2 separate regions of the Homo sapiens genome follow, and region 1 is linked to region 2. Evidence: chromatin loops called from intact Hi-C (ENCODE). Cell type or tissue: dorsolateral prefrontal cortex. All regions are shown on one strand. Links, peaks and the distances in the headings refer to the core of each region. The heading gives the core; the rest is flanking DNA. Region 1 overlaps NRXN3 (neurexin 3). Region 2 has its middle 39 kb from the start of SPTLC2.

Region 1 (8,331 bases), core at 321-8,320, 940 kb after region 2:
AGCAGCAGTACCAGCATCGAGGGCGTGCCTCCTCGGCAAGCCTGAGTCTCCTGCCAGCCATCTGAAGGACAAGGCGCCGAGGGGTGCTGCAGACCTCATGCAGGTGGCTGGCTCACATGGCAGGGTCTGGGTGGTAGAGATCAGATGGCAGGATCTGAGTTGTCATGTCTGTTCTCTGTCCCTGAACACACCAAATGCCACTACAATTCTGATCTCTGTTCTTCAATGGGGATCTCTTAGTGGGGAGGGCAAAGAAGCTTGAAAATGAGGGTCTGGACCTCAGAACCACTTACCCAGGTCATGGTGAGTGATGGTCAATACAACTACTCTTGAGGATTAGGATGGTTTTCTCAGTAACCGATGGCTTCCCTTTAATGATATAAACCTTCTCAGGGTCTTTCCTAAGCACAGTTCTAGATTCATATTTGGGCCAGAAGTCCACACTCAATCTCCCCATTCCAGTCCATTTCCTATGACTTTGTGTCATTGGCAATGTCCGCTACGAAGGATGGAGGAATTCAAGAGGCCACTGTGGGCTATGCTTTCTTCTCTTTAATAAGACTCCTGTTCCAGGAGAAAACTGGCCTCTCAAAAAAAGTCTTCTGAGGAATAGCAGCTACCAGGAATCACAGTTGGTTCCCCATGAACATTTCAGATCAATTACATAAATAATAACTACCTATTGTCTTCTAGTGTCAGTACCACAGGAGTAACTCCACATCTTTGAGTTAATAAATAAATTTACTTACTTATTCAATAAATATTCTGGACTCTTTACGGCAGTTCTGACAATGTTCTAAATGTATAGGCTATGGTGGTGAGCAGAACAAAGTCCTTGGTCTCATGAAGCTAACATTGTAAAGGGAGATACAGACAAAAAGCAAGAGAGCTAAGAAGAAAATGAAAGAGGATAATGAAATACAGGGTGGCTAGTGATTGAGGCAACTGTAGTTGGGTGGTCAGGGATGACCTCTGTAAAGAGGTAACATTTTAGCTGAGACATCAGTGAAGCCAATATGGCCATGAGAAGTTCTAGGAGAAAACTCCCTGCTGGCCCCAGAAATTAATTACAATATGAAGCTTTAGGGAAGGCCACAGGGTTGAATACCTAAGAAGAAATATCCCAGTGGTTAAGGACAACTTCTGCTTTGCCACTCAGAGAGAAGCAGAGCTTGTCATTGAGCTAGTACAGTCCTGTGCACTCGTGGGAGTAAGGTCGCCTCCTTTCCCCAGGCACACAGTAACTCTGCTGGATTGCTGACTCCTGGCAGTGTCTTGTAGCAAGGTAGACTGGGGGGTGGCAGATGCAAACTCTCCCTAAAGAGGTATCATCCTCAGTTATTTCCATTCACCCAAACCCTTTCTTTCCTCCAAATCACACTGGCTATATATCTGAATGTTTTCTTTGACCCAGATCCTATTCTTGGCTTCTGTAGACATTGTCTTGTTTGATCCCTATAAAAATCTGCAAGATGGATGCTATAATTTGCATTTGACTAAGGAGGAAACTGAGGCTGTAAGAGATAAGGCAACTCTCCCAAGATGGCTCTTTTGGGGAGACGTAGAATTGAGGTCCAAACTCCTAAGAAAGATGGAACTTTGGCCATCTCCATTGAGGATGAATAACTCATCAAACTATTCCTGGGAAAGGGGGTGGCAGAGGAGAGAGAGATATTGAGACAGGCTACATATCATAATATCATGGGTTAAACCAACAGCAATTTTAGACCCCAAGGGGACAATTCGCATAGCTGCAGACGTTTTTCCTTGTCACACTGGGGATGGGTGGGGAGCGCTACTGACATCTAGTGGGTAGAGACCTGGGATGAGGTTCTAAATGTTCTACGACGCACATGACAGTGCCACAGCAAAGAATTATTTGGCCCCAGATGTCAATAGTGCTGAGGTTGAGAAACCTTCGATTAAAGTCTTACAGTGCTCACTGCTCTCTGCTTCCTCTGTCTTCCTTCTATGGCTGCCCTCGGGGTTACTTACACACTGGATCTCTAGATACAGGACTAAAGTCATAATGGAAATTTAAGATTCCATTTGGATGCTGATTTTTTTCCCAAGCTCTCTTCACTATTTATTAAATGGTTAGTGAAGGGAGGTGGAAAGCTTGATCTCCAGGCAAGTGAGTCCCTTGGACGTGGGGTGGGGAGGGTGAAGCTCTGGTGTGGTACTGCATCAGCCTAGTGGGAGGTGCTTGTTAACCCTCTGTGCTGTGGCTTCCCCATCTGTAAAATGGAGGTGAAAATACCTCCTCCTGCCACCTCTCAGGTTTGCTGTGAGAAGTCAGTGATGTGTAAGTGCTTTCATAAAAGTACTATATACGTGTGTTATTACTAATTCTTATATCATGAATAAAATGAAATCATCATTCTGCCCCTGACAACACCAATTTGCTGAACCATTAGAATTCTGTACATTACAGTCTTAAAGAGCCATAGAGAGAACTGTAAGGGACCTCAAGAGGTCATGCGGTAGAAAATGGCCAGTGAGACACTTGGGAATGATTAAAGTGAGGTGGGAAGACACATGGCATCTTATTCAGTTACTCAACTCTCCTTTGTTCACTTCCTTGCATCATCATTGCCTTTAGGAGTAATATAATAACTGCATTAATAAAGTTGTTATCCTCCTCCCACCCCTGCCAGAGCTCTGAGGGCACAGTCTAAACAGAATAATTAATTAATGAAAATGAAGAGAAAATAGCTCAAGTGATGGCTATAGGAGATCAAATAGCAAAGAGAAAGCTGCAAAAACGTTCGTTGTTATTTGACACTGAGTAGTGCAAAGAGGGCTGGGAGAGTCCCAGGATCCCTGATCAACAGAGAGAGAGTATCCTGGGGGTTTCCTCTTTACTTTTTCTTTTTCTGCTCTGAAAGGTTAGGAAAGATCCTGAGGGCATAATCTGACCATCTGATCCAGGCCAGCATACTGCTGGAGAAGACTGTGTCGGGGATGAGGTGGTCTGAGAAGCTGGAATAAATGCAGGATCAGCTGATAAGGAGGGTGAGGAAAAGGTGAGCTTAGTGTCTGACTTTAAAAATATGTAGATGAGCTCCCTAAATAAAATACCCCTCCACACTGTACTGATGACTGAAATTCCTTTAAGAGAAAATATTTTCGTTCTACAATTAAAGATAGAATCCTATTTTTTCCAGGGAGAAGTAATATTGTCTTAAATTTATCCTACATTACTACATGTTGATTACAAAAACTGAAGAATCTATTTTCTTTGTTTTTTTTCCAGTTTTTATCTCCATCCCCATCTTGCATCTTACAAAGGACCCAATAGAAGCTTCATGGGGTACAGGAAAGAATATAGCAAGGACCTTGGAGGCCTCAGGCCTCAATCTGGCTCTGCCATTCAATAGTTTGACCTTGGAGAGCAATCAGAATTCTCAGGGCCTTAGATCCTCTGCCCGTGAAGCTGAGGTATTGGACTGGATATCTCCAAGGGCCCTACTAACAATAAGATTATGGACTGGGGATGGCTTTTCTTCTTTCCATTTTGTTCAAGGAAGCCTCCTCTTCGTCATTTCTCACCTACCACCCAGCTCTGTATTTTCCCATATTTCAATGTCCTTTCATGAAGACATATAAACAGTGGCCATGAGTCAAGGGGATGCAAGGGTATCTGTGGTTCAAGAAGATGCACGTGATGACCACGGCTAGTTGATCCCTCTTGGCATATTGTTGCCATCTCAGAAAGACAGGAAGGGTGGGTTACAGCTGCCAGCACCATCAGGATTAAAAGCAGGAGGACTTTAAGACTCACCCTCGATGATGCAGAACTCAAAAGGTCTCTGCTTCACAGCTCTGGGCCACCTTGAAGGGCAAGTTGACAAAATAAAGCAAAGCCCAGACAGCCTTACAGAGTAGTAGATTCTGCATTCCTCATTTTCATGGATAATTACTGTAGCCTTCAATTTGAGGAACATGGCAGTGATTTGTGTGCAGTTTACTCTTCTTTCAGGTGATGGAACCAGAGCCAGAGGCGTGGATGTGACTCTGTTGCCCTCTAGTGGCTAGAATGCAGTAGCATACCCAGCACCCCCTCAGACTTGGCTTGGTGGTGCCGCTGACACGTGAGCAAGGGTTCCTGGGACACTGACTGCCAAGGGGGCTCGGGATTCTTTCAGCACAACTCCTGACCTGAGATTCTGCAGAGAGAGAGAGAGAGGGAGGGAGGGAAAGAGCATCATCCTTCCTATTTCTGGAAGTCAGATCTGTAACACAGAGGGCCTGTTTCGTCTAGAGTAACCCTGTACCAGCTGCAGCGCTGGGACGCTCCTGCCTCTTCTGCGGTCGCATGTCCATGTTTTGGGGCAGCTAAGGCACCTGGGGTCTGCTCTCGCAGTCACACATTTGCTGTGTCACTTCTGCCTCAGTTAGATGTTTTCTCTAGCAAACAGATATCATTATGTGGTTTTCCAATTATCACTTCCCAAAGGGAGCTGGTTAATATGGATGAGGCTTTTTAACATTTGGCTTTGAAGACAGGGTTATATGTAGTTGTAGCAGAGGGAGCCAATATCTCGGTAATTGGCTAAGGTTTGCAGAGGAGCAAGGCAGTCTGGGGTATGTGCCATCTCTGGGACGCGGGGTCTTTGCAGAATGTGTTATTGTGGTGTAGTCTTTAAGTGAGTTCTCAGATAAACTGGAAGGTGGGTCTAGGTGGAGATTATTTCAAGAAGGTTAGAACTCTGGTCTCTGGTTACAATAAAAAAGCTGGATTGCTGAAGATCATATGGGCATTGTTGATGTTGGGCTCAGGCAGAGAGTTCTTAGTAGGGTCTTCTTACCCTGACGGTTGCCCTTTGTAACAGGCAATAATACAAGAGGATTAATTTATGGAGAGGCTGAAGAGGTTAGTGGAATGAGAAGAGATGCAGCATGCAGGGACAAAACTCAGTTTACTATATCAGCTTCTTTTACCCTTTGGGACAAGAATCCCCAATTTACTGGGCAAAACTTCCCTCCTTCTACTTCCTCTTCCAAGAGTTTAACTCATGGAAAGGAAATGAGGGGAAATAGCACATTTCATGGCATCGAAGAGGGCATCTTTGAAACCTAGCGGCTTTCCACCTACAGACATTTAGAATGCAACTTATGCTGGCAAAGCTATTGAGGGTTTAAATGATATGCTTTATAGCGTGTTGCATTTCTTCCTTTGAAAATGAGGAGCTTGAATTACCTTTCTTGCTTCATAATAGAAATTTAGTCTTATTTCTCAGTCTATAGTTAACACATAGCAATCTGGTGCCTTCGAGTGACAATTTACCTAAAAGTCAGCGTTACATAGATAGTTCTACAAAATCCAAACTTACATGCTTTGTCTGTACACTTCTTGGTCTTCCAACCTTCAGGATCACCATTGATTCCTTTTCCTGTACCCCTCCAACCCCTGACACTGTTAAACTCCATTTCAGTAGTCATTCACCCAGTCCTGCAGATTTTTTGTCCCTACAGCCTAACATTAGTTTTCAACCAGATCACTCTTTTTTTACACTATTCAAAAATTTCTTTAGCTTTAAAAGCCCTCATGAGCCAAAGTGCCAGAGATACTTGTGGTGTTCTAAAGTATTTGCTGGGACAGGGTTAAATGGATAGGGAAAAAAAGAAATAATAGGAGGGAAAAGGGTCCCATGAAAAGCTTGCTGCCTGGTGGTGGGGAAGATGGAGTACCACCAGCTATCATTATAGGCTGGGCCAGGTGATAGGCAGAATAAAGTGACTTAAGAAATTTCTGGAAGCACTTCACTGCACTGCAAGTCATGCCACTCTTCCTCAGCTCACAGTTGGCAGAAGCACCACTATAAACTGGGTTCAGCCACGTGTCCCTTAGACACATAAGAGAGGGAGTGCCAATTGGGAGGACAGGTGACCGAGGGGGGCAGAGGGACACATTCATTTATTACCCAGTTTTGTCCTGGATTGATGCTGGTCTTGGGTATCCGACAGTGGAACCACTCTAGTACCTGACACACCTACTCTTGACCCAGCTTTTTCACTCCCAATTTGGTTGTTATACAGCACCACAAATAGGGAAAGATGGCTGGGACTTTGAAGAGAACAGGTGGCTCCTATCAGCTGGTGCTAAAAGAGCCCCACCTTATAGATATGTATCTTACACTCATATGACCTTCCCTACTACAATACTGTCATAAAGTCAAAAATGTGTGTCTCTTGTCCCTTTGGGCTCCCCCAGCTCCATTTAATACCGTTCCCAATGTTTGTACCTAATTACAGATTTGAGGAGTCATAAAACCACATCTCCCAAGAGGTAGATCTGCTTTATTTTGGCTTCTGTGACACCTGATTGTCCTCTTTCTTCATTCACCTTTAATGATTTGCTTCCTTTTGTTGCTTATCAAGGACTTGTGCTCCTGAAGGTTCTGTCCTTGACTCCCTTGTCTTCCCCCAACATTATCTTTCTGGACAATCTCTACCACCTTAATGTTAATGAGCCTCAACTCCAAATTGGCAGCCCAGATCACCCTCCAGGGCTCTGGACATGTGTCCCCAGCTTTCTATTAGACATCTCTACCTACTTGTCCCACAAGAACCTCAAACAACAAACATCTAAACCTGAATTTATCCTCTGCTCCACAAAAGTCACTTCTCTATTTCTCATTAGAAGTATAGAAATGGAAGAATGAAAAACTTCCATCCATTCTATCACTTGGTATTAACCTAGACCTTTTCCCCTTGCTCAACCCCATCTCTCCTTTTGCCTTTTACCACGAATCTGTCACCAGATCTTACAATTCTACTTCTCAAATATCTTTCCAGACAGACTCTTCCTCTCCATGTCTACTTTACTGCCCTAGTTCAGGGTTTCATCACCTTGATCTGGCCTTTGATATCTGCCTCCATGTGTCCAGGACCTGCATGCTAATCCCTGAAAGAAAACCTGGATACAGTTTTGCAGCTGAATTTTATTTTAATGAAATCTGCATTCTTGTGGATAACCTTCCAACACACTACTTCAGTAATATCACTGACTGTAGCAATAATAATAATATCAGTGACTATAACAAAAACTTTTGGCTTAAAAAAAAATCCATTTGCAATGACTTCACTTTCCGAAGTTCTCAACTGATACCCAGAGCCATTCTTTTTGGTCATATGCCAATTTTGTGAGTAAAATATAGGGTTTCTTTATGACCATACATTTCCTATGATGGCGAGCTTATGAGGGTGGTCCTTCATGCAAGTTTCTCATCTTTCTATAGCCTGAAAAGTACTGATTCTTTTTTTTTTTTTGAGATGGAATCTCACTGTGTTGCCCAGGCTGGAGTGCAGTGGCATGATCTCGGCTCACTGCAAGCTCCGTCTCCTGGGTTCACGCCATTCTCCTGCCTCAGCCTCCCAAGTAGCTGGGACTACAGGTACCCGCCACCACGCCCGGCTAATTTTTTGTATATTTTTAGTAGACACAGGGTTTCACCATGTTAGCCAGGATGGTCTCTATCTCCTGACCTCGTGATCCACCCACCTCGGCCTCCCAAAGTGCTGGGATTACAGGTGTGAGCCACTGTGCCTGGCCTTGATTCTTTGAAAATGAACTCTTTTTGGCACCCTCATCTTCTGCCATCTTGGTCCATTTTGCTTATCAGAGTAAATACAACTGGTAAAAAGGTTTATGCTATTTATTCTCCCTCCAGTCTTGGTTCATAACATGCTCAGTTAAATTTCTCCCTCATTGAGTGTCTCCTCAAAGATAAATATTTTACCTTGGAAAGTCTGGTCATTTCTAAGGTTAGGAAAATGCTATCAGTCACTTTGGAGTTGATTGCCTATGTCAGGTTGGCATTCTTGGATGAACTACAGGTTTAAGATTTGCTGTTCTGCATGCATCACTGTGAAGTCATCTGAGATGGGCGCTGACCTGTAGCTCACAAGGAGTTTCAAGGTCTTCTATCATCCTCCTTTCAAACACTCACAGTGATTAATTCTCCAGAAATCACTACTGGTGCTATCACCTTCAGAAAACAATTTTCTTTCTGAATACATGTAGGGTATATAGGCTTCTCTGGTTTGGTTTGCATTTCACATTAGCCTTTTTTTTTTTTTTTTTTTTTAAATTCCAAGGAACTCTACCTTCAAAAGCAAGCAAAGCATTCTCCTCCCAGGTGGCCCATGTACTGGATTTTGGAGTCTGAATTGTTATTTCCTCACTCCTGCCTTCCTCTCTTCTTGGCTTTCTTTCTAGGGCACCTGACGTCCTTCCTTATTACTGATGGCAGCAGAGACTGAACCCCTGGGAGAGGAAAGTGAACTGAGTAATTGTTTTGCCTTTTCATGTCTGATGTATCACTC
Region 2 (8,331 bases), core at 185-8,184:
CGCTGGCACTCTGTGGAGAAGACGCATTATTCTCATAGCCTGTGAGCAGGAACCGCGTATTATCATTGTTTCCTCAGCCAATGCTTGTGGAATGAATAAATGAACGTCTGCTAAAGTGAGTCCCCGCTGCCTCCCAGTACCCTGCCATCCTCTGCTTTGTTCTGAAGGGAAGCCAGCAAATTACCTGAGTATGGTGATATTTTATTATTACAGGGGGAAACGTGATGCCAATGGATCTCTTAGTTTTGGTAAATATGAGTAAATAGAAGTCTTGTTCTGGGAAAATGGTGTAAAAAGACTTTCCCATGAGTTAGAAAAGGCCATTTTATATGTAGAGTTTTTTCGTCTTGTTTTGCTTTTTTGTTTGAGACATAATCTTGCTCTGTTGCCAGGCTGGAGTGCAGTGGCACGATCTCGGCTCACTGCAACCTCCGCCTCCCGGGTTCAAGCGATTCTTGTGCCTCAGCCTCCTGAGTAGCTGGGATTACAGGCGCCCGCCACCACGCCTGGCTAATTTTTGTATTTTTAGTAGAGATGGGGTTTCACCATGTTGGTCAGGCTGGTCTCGAACTCCTGATCTCAGGTGATCCACCCGCCTTGGCCTCCCGAAGTGCTGGGATTACAGGCGTGAGCCACTTCACCCGGCCTATATGTAGAGCTTGTATGACTAGTTGCTCTAAGGACCTTAGGAGTCCTCTGGAAGGAAAGGTTCCAATACTACCTTGTCTGATTCCTCCCCAACTGAAACCAGAGCATTCTGTCGGAATGATTCTGGGTGGCTTTTGACTAAGACCTTGTAGCAGCATTGTGATTTCAACCTAGGGCTGCTGGAATAAAATTACCGTGAGAGAGAGAGAGAGACAGATTTTCATTTATGATTCAAATTAAAGTAAAATGACAAACTAGGCTGGGCACGGTGGCTCACACCTGTAATCGCAGCACACTGGGAGGCTGAGGTAGATGGATCACTTGAGGTCAGGAGTTGGAGACCAGCCTGGCCAACATGGCAAAACCTGTCTCTACCAAAATACAAAAATTAGCCAGGCATGGTGGTGCATGCTTGTAGTCTCAGCTACTCGGGAGGCTGAGGCAGGAGAATTGCGTGAATCCAGGAGGCAGAGGTTGCAGTGACCCGAAATCCTGCAACCACACTCCAGCCTGGGCAACAGTGCAAGACTCTGTCTCCAAAAACAACAACAACAACAAAAAAAAACGTAAAATGACAAACTCATACACACACATGCTAATCTGGAATGCTATAAACCAAACTGAAAACACTGGTTATCTTGTAGTGGGATGGCTGACCACTTTCACTTTCTACTTTAAACATTTGTGGTTTTGTTTGTTTGTTTGTTTGTTTGTTTTTTGAGATGGAGCTTCGCTCTTGTTGCCCAGGCTGGAGTGCAATGGTGTGATCTCGGTTCACTGCAATCTCCGCCTCCTAGGTTCAAGTGATTCTCCTGCCTCAGCCTCCTGAGTAGCTGGGATTACAGGCATGGGCCACCATGCCCTGCTAATTTTACATTTTTAGTAGAGATGGGGTTTCTCCATGTTGGTCAGGCTGGTCTCAAACTCCTGACCTCAGGTGATCCGCCCGCCTTGGCCTCCCAAAGTGCTGGGATTATAGGCATGAGCCACCGCACCTGGCCTGTGTTTCGATTTTTTAAAAAATATGTTGTTTCTTTATCAAGAGAAACTATTTCTTAGCCCACACATTCATGTTTCTAGTTCAAGAACACAAGTCAGTGACAAACTTCTAGGTGATGCAACTCAAATAAATTTTTTATATTCCCAAATCACTTTGCACTCTGAAAGATACCAGCCTTCCTCATTTCCTCAAAAATCTTTCATTGAACTCATAATTACTGTAGAAATCTGTGTATGTCTTTTTTCTTGGTTCAGCCACAGCAAACTTATAGAGAGCTGCGACCCCCGCAGATACAATGAGTTCTCAAACAAGATGAAAGCACAGGTGCTTGGCCAGAAGGCCACGCATCGGGTTTCGTCAAAGCACCGGAAGCCATGGCAGTTACTGTCCTTGATAGGTATGCCAGCCTTAACAACAACGTCCTTCTTGGCTGATGGGAAAATGGACGGCTGTGTTTGAATTTTTTGCAGGAAAACCATACTACTGTCATAATCCAGAAGAACAAAGAGACCTTGTATTTCCACTTTGAAGAAAAGGAAGAAAAGGGCTGGGTGCAGTGGCTCATGCCTGTAATGTCAGCACTTTGAAGGCTGAAGCAGGTGGATCACCTGAGGTCAGGAGTTTGAGACCAGCCTGGCCAACATGGTGAAACCCCATCTCTACCAAAAATACAAAAATTAGCCAGGCGTGGTGGCGGGCGCCTCTAGTCCCAGCTACTCAGGAGGCTGAGGCAGGAGAATTGCCATGCCGAGATCACACCACTGCGTTCCAGCCTAGGCGACAGAGTGAGACTCCATCTCAAAAAAAAAAAAAAAAAAAAAAAGAGGAAACGGATGCAACTTAGCAAATGAGCACTCCAGGTGAGCCAAAAAGGAGTTTATTTAATGCATGTTGCCTAAGTTAAAGTGAGTGAAGACAGAAGACAGGAAAGCGGCAAGAAAGGAAGTAAGGAGAGGGGACGAAGGCAGGCTGCTCCCCCAGTGGCAGGAGGAAGGGCAGCAGGGACGGGGCCCTGGGTCAGGGAGGCAGCCCTCTGGGACACGCTGGAGTCCTGAGGGAGCACCTGGGGATGAGTGCCAACTCCTGGCTGGTTTGGGGCTAATTAGGTTAGAGGTGGGGAATGGAGGATCAGCTGTTTTGATAACTAGCCCCAACTTATACCTTGTCCTTACACTGCAAACTGTGCCCACAGCTTCTGCCTTCATTTGCTAAGTATATCTGACTGGCTCTGTGCAGGGAAACAAGATTTTTGGCTGTAGGTGGGAGATTTAGAATCAGGGTTCAGACACGAAGGGCCTGAGAAAGATGGTAGTAGGCAGAGCTAGCTCTTCCTGCCTGCCATTCAATCCAGGAAATGCGTGGTGGGTCTAGCAGGCTCCAAGCACAGGGCTGTGGTGCTTCATGCTGGGCATTCAGAGGCAGGAGAACAGGCCTCTCTCTGAAGGGGCTCTCAGCGGGCAGGAAGCAAGGGCGCCTGCTGAAGAGCCCTGGCCCAGGGAGCACGTGGGCACCACACAGCTCTTGCTCCCCGGGTCACCTCGGGCCCATGATTTAGCCCCTCTCTTCTCCTTTGCCACATCTGTAAAACGAGGATGACAGCAGCGCCTGGCGTTGAGGGTTACTGTGAGACCACATGAGGTAATCCCTGTGGAGCCTTCAGCTGGCGTTAAGGGCTCAATAGATGTTAGCGATTGTTCTGCACAAAAGTGCTTCAGGAACCAGCAAGGAGCCACTGTTAACTCTCACAGGGGCTGGAGCAAGCCACAAAGAAGCTGTTACGTGAGTCTTTATGGAGGAGTCAAGGTTTGTTTGATTGATGGACAAAGGTGGGTGGTTAATTGTCAGCAAAAGAGAGGCACAAGAATTGCTTGAACCCAGGAGGCGGAGGTTACAGTGAGCCAAGATCGTGCCAGTGCACTCCAGCCTGGGTGACACAGCCAGACTCCGTATCAAAAAAAAAAAAAAAAAAAGGAGGCAGGGAATCTATGGTGTGTTTGGTGTGGCAAACAGTGTGGCAGTGGAGGATGACAGTGTGTGTGTGTGTGTGTGTAGCAGAGCGGGTGGGAGAGGGGTTGCAGAATTCAAACGTGTGTATGTGCACTTTATGTAGCAGAGATGACGTGTATGTGTGTGTGTAACAGGTGGTGGACAGAGGTCTGTGTGTAACAGGTGGTGGAGGGAGGGGTGTGTGTGTGTGTGTGTGTGTGTGTGTGTGTGTGTGCTGGAAGCTGGCTCTGAGCCATCCTGGAGATATAGGCTGGCTTAAACCTGGAAGGGCCTCCTGGCTGGCCCTGGGATAACATAAAGCAGGCTAAGGGACTTAAAGGCATGTGGGAACACAGGGAGCTTGGGAGGTTTTGCTCTTTGCTTTTGAGGTTTCTAAGCCAGGAACAACAGGATCAGATCTGTGTTCTGGAAAGCAGGTTCTGGAAGAGGTGCAGGAGAGTAGCAAAGAGCCTCTGGCTGTTGTCTCCCGACTGGTCACTAGAGGGAGGCCTGGGCTCAGAAGTGACACCACACCCACCTATTGTTGAGGGGCTGGCTGCTAGTCTTGGGCTGTGAAGAGGCATGCAGCCCCTGCATACACTTGCTAGATTACAGGTAAGAGGAGGAAGGAAAGGAACACCCCGATGTACTGTGGAGACCTAGACCTCTGTGCGTCATCTCCTTTCCAGGAGGTGAGGCCTCCTTCTCCTCCTGCCCTGCCTCAGACCCACACCATGAGTGTGGGCACTCCACAGCCCAGCCTGCAGGGCTAAGCTTTGGCCAGTTCCCACCAAGAGCTGCCCTGGGCTTGGGGGTGTGTACACAGGCGGGAGGATGAACTTGAGGATGAGGCTGCAGAGGCTGAGAAGCAGGCTCGGGGCCACTTGGGAAGAGGATGTTGGGGTCCTGGGTCCTCAGAGCGCAAGGAGGCCAAGGTCTCTGGGCAGGCACTTCCCTTGGGCTGATAGGGAGGGCTAGAGCAAAGGAGAGCGTCTCTTAAGGATGTGTTCTCTCACTCAGACCTCGAGCAAAAGAATCTTGTAGTATTTCTGCCTTCACAGGCTACATCCCGCACAAAGCCGAGCAGTTAGCGGGTTTTCAGTAAGAGCTGTTTGAAGGAATGGCTTTTTTTTTTTGGAGACAGAGTTTTGCTGTTGTTTCCCAGGCTGGAGTGCAATGGTGCGATCTTAGCTCACCGCAACCTCCGCCTCCCAGGATCAAGTGATTCTCCTGTCTCAGCCTCCCGAGTAGCTGGGATTACAGGCATGCATCACCATGCCCGGCTAATTTTGTATTTTTAGTAGAGATGGGGTTTCTCCATGTTGGTTAGGCTGGTCTCGAACTCCTGACCTCAGGTGATCTGCTTGCCTCGGCCTCTCAAAGTGCTGGGATTACAGGCATGAGCCACCGCGCCCAGCAGGAATGGCTTCTCTTTCTCCAACTCTGGACCAGCTTCTTGTATGAGAGCCCAGTTACTTTTCCTTTATCGAGGTCTCTGTGGTTTTAAGAAAGATCTGCAAGTTCTTTGCTGCTCTCCTGAAGATGGGGAGCCTAATTCTTCTCCTGGGGTAGACTCAGAGACTGGCTTCTAAAAACATAAAGCAAAAGTGATGGTGTGCAACTGCAGAAACTAGGTCACAAAAGGCACTGGAACTTCCTGTTCTTTCTTACTTGGATCATTGCTCAGGGAAGACCCTTGCCATGTCATGAGGACATGCAGCAGCTCTGTGGAGATGCCCACGTGTGTGGAACTGAGGCCTTCTGCCCTCAGCCAGGTTGGAAGCCGATGCCCCAGCCGCATCAAGCTTCAGACAACTGCGGCCTGGACCAACGTCCTGCCTGTAACCTCCTGAGCCTCCCTGAGCCTCACCAACCACTCAGGCAAGCTGCTCCCAGAGGCACTGTGTGAGAACATAAAGATTCATCGTTTTAAGTAAATGTGGCCATATTTCCAGCAATAAACAACTGATACAGGCTTCAAGAGGACACTCTCTTATTTTTTCCTGGGTTTTGCAGCCAAGAAATAAAACAAAAAGTAAATATGGAAGGTGAAATAGCACTTTCATTAGTGATAAGAGGCCAAATTGCAGGATGTGACTTAAGCCAATTGAGCCTGACAATCCCAAACCCCAGAATTTAGGTGGATACCCACACAGACCCAAGGAACACTGGGTGGAGCAGAGACCTCCCCTTGCAGAGTAGAAGCATGAAGAAGGGGAGAAAACTTCTCAACAGGTGGAATCATGCCCAACAGAGACAAAAGTATGGATCTGAGCCAAAGATACCCAGGTATTCTCAAAATTAACAGTGGGAACAGGCTGGGCATGGTGGCTTACACCTGTAATCCTAGCACTTTGGGAGGGTGATGTGGGCAGATCACTTGAGCCCAGGAGTACGAGACCAACCTGGGCAACATGGTGAAACCCCATCACTACAATAAATAGAAAAATGAGCTGGGTGTGGTGGTGCATGCCTGTGGTCCCAGCTACTCGGGAGGCTGAGGTGGGAGGATTGCTTGAGCCCAGGAGGCGGAGGCTGCAGTGAGCCATGATCATGCCACTGCACTGCAGCCTGGACAACAAAGCAAGAACCTGTCTCAAACAAACAAACAAACAAACAACCTTCCTCCCCTCCCCACCAAAAAACCAGTGGGAACAGTCACTGCTCCTCCCCCACACCCACCAGGAGAGGAGGGAGCAGTGGGGCAGAGAGAGTTCCGGAAGTTCCACTCATTAAGCTTCCTTTGCAGGAAGGAAACATCAGAAATGAGGAAGACGGTTCCCCCGTCATATCCTTTCCTTACATCAGTGGTCCTGTCCTCTGCCCATGACATCTTTCTTCCTTGTGGGGTCAGTGACCAGATGACTTCTGCATCCCTGGTGTTTTTCTGATCGTCTTATTCTTCTGCCTGTCCCTACTGTGTCCTGGGAACTCTCTGTTAACTTGAGGCTTTCCACGGTGCTGCATATAGACAAGGCCCTGACTCAGGACACAGAGAGAATCATGATGCTTCCAACGAACTTGCTATTTTGAGAATAAGGTTTCATTTTCTTTTTTCCTGGCCGTCTTTGTCCAAGCCTTTTTTTTTTTTTTTTTTTTTTTTGAGATGGAGTTTCACTCTTGTTGCCCAGGCTGGAGTGCAATGGTGCGATCTCGGCTCACCACAACCTCCGCCTCCCAGGTTCAAGCGATTCTCCTGCCTCAGCCTCCCCAGTAGCTGGGATTATAGGCATGTGCCACCATGCCTGGCTAATTTTGTATTTTTAGTAGAGACAGGGTTTCTCCATGTTGGTCAGGCTGGTCTCGAACTGCCGACCTCGGGTGATCCGCCCGCCTTGGCCTCCCAAAGTGGTGGGATTACAGGCGTGAGCCACCGCGCCCGGCCTTGTCCAAGCCTTTGAGGCTATTGTTTTGTTAAATCATCCATGCGGATGGAACAAACCAACTTTGCAAGAATGTTGTATGAGTGTGAAATCTTCACTTAAAAAAACAAAACAAAACAAAACAAATACTTTCTAAGGGAGGATCCTTTTGTTTTATGGGTGGGAATGTGGTTCTGGAATTTACTTAATGTCCAGCAAGAAGAGGCAGTGAGCCAGCAGAAAATGAAAAACCTGCCATCCATTTTGATAGCTTGGTGATAATATATACATCTTCTGCATATGTATAGCTATTTCAAAGGCTGATTACATTTATTTCCTGTAAAATGGGAATCCAGTGAAATAGCTATACTTTCTTCTGCTGCTCTTTAAAATTCATGCTTCTCACCCACTGAATCACTAGTCAATGTCGTTGCATCTCCACCCTTGGATATTCCAATCCTCTCTTCTTCACAGTTGATTTGAAAAACAAAAAGCTTGCTATGAGTTAGTATTCAAGGCTGGTAGCCTTTAGGTCATCTTTGATATTTCTATCTAAATTATGTGTCTACAAAATCCTCATCATTCTTGCTTTTCTCTCTTAGATTCACTCTTCCACTTATTTTTTTCTTCAAATTTACACAAGGAAAACCTGAACGCAAAGTACAGAATTGCATAGAGTAAAAAGTGAGAGGTGCCCATGACAGTTGTTTGTTTCATGGCTACAGATTCTCCCTATCCCAATCCATAGGCCCTTTGGCAACGTAGCTGTGCCATGCATGTCACCAAGAGTTTCAGTCTGTTTCCTCATCCCTTGAAACCGGGCTAACTTCTGACTTGCCTTGAACAGCAGAGCATGACAGACATGATATTGTTGAGTTCTAGAGCCTCGGCCTTCAGGACTCCTGCTGCTTCTGCTTTGGTGGTCTTGGACTGCTGTCCTGGGACACCACAGAAGCCACTCTAGCCTCCTGGGTGATGAGAGGCCATGTGGGCACCTGGGGAAGCCCAGCTGGCAGCCAGCACTAGGTGAATGCAGCTGCATCAGTGAGTTCAGGGGAACCTAGTCGAGGAGCTACCAAGCCAACCCACAGAATCAGGAAAAATAACAAGTTATTGTTCTAAGACTCTAAGTTTGTCATGCAGCAAAGGACAACTGAAACTGTCACCATCACCTCTCTGTTGATCCCACTCTTCTTAGACCTTTTTCTTTTTTTAAATTTAATTAATTTTTTGGGGGGATAGGGTCTTTCTCTGTTGCCCAGGCTGGAGAGCAGTGGCACGATCATAGTTCACTGCAGACTCGACCTCCCAGGCTCAAGCAATCCTCCCACCTCA

Evidence for each region. Hi-C counts contacts between places; a loop is a spot of excess contacts. Peaks named below come from ENCODE experiments on the same cell type or tissue, not always from the same donor. Only the 100,000 strongest peaks of a DNase experiment are listed, where the experiment ranks them.
Region 1: it touches region 2 in a loop (3-fold over the local background); 11 of 110 quality-filtered maps call a loop at or near these places.

What each region holds. Positions count from the first base shown.
Region 1 is chr14:78,594,196-78,602,526 of GRCh38, forward strand. All of the region lies in intron 4 of NRXN3 (neurexin 3), which reads left to right. Among named protein-coding and RNA genes, the nearest start is that of NRXN3-AS2, 110 kb to the right of the region's middle. RefSeq lists a silencer at 4,096-4,145. In dorsolateral prefrontal cortex, for the core only: CTCF peaks have their summits at 1,823 (motif pointing left), 4,031 (motif pointing left) and 4,234; DNase peaks (open chromatin) are centred at 1,805 and 4,056; H3K4me3 peaks cover 549 bases; H3K27ac peaks cover 3,269 bases.
Region 2 is chr14:77,651,030-77,659,360 of GRCh38, forward strand. It overlaps the pseudogene COX6CP11. Among named protein-coding and RNA genes, the nearest start is that of SPTLC2, 39 kb to the left of the region's middle. In dorsolateral prefrontal cortex, for the core only: CTCF peaks have their summits at 4,145 (motif pointing right) and 4,344; a DNase peak (open chromatin) is centred at 4,142.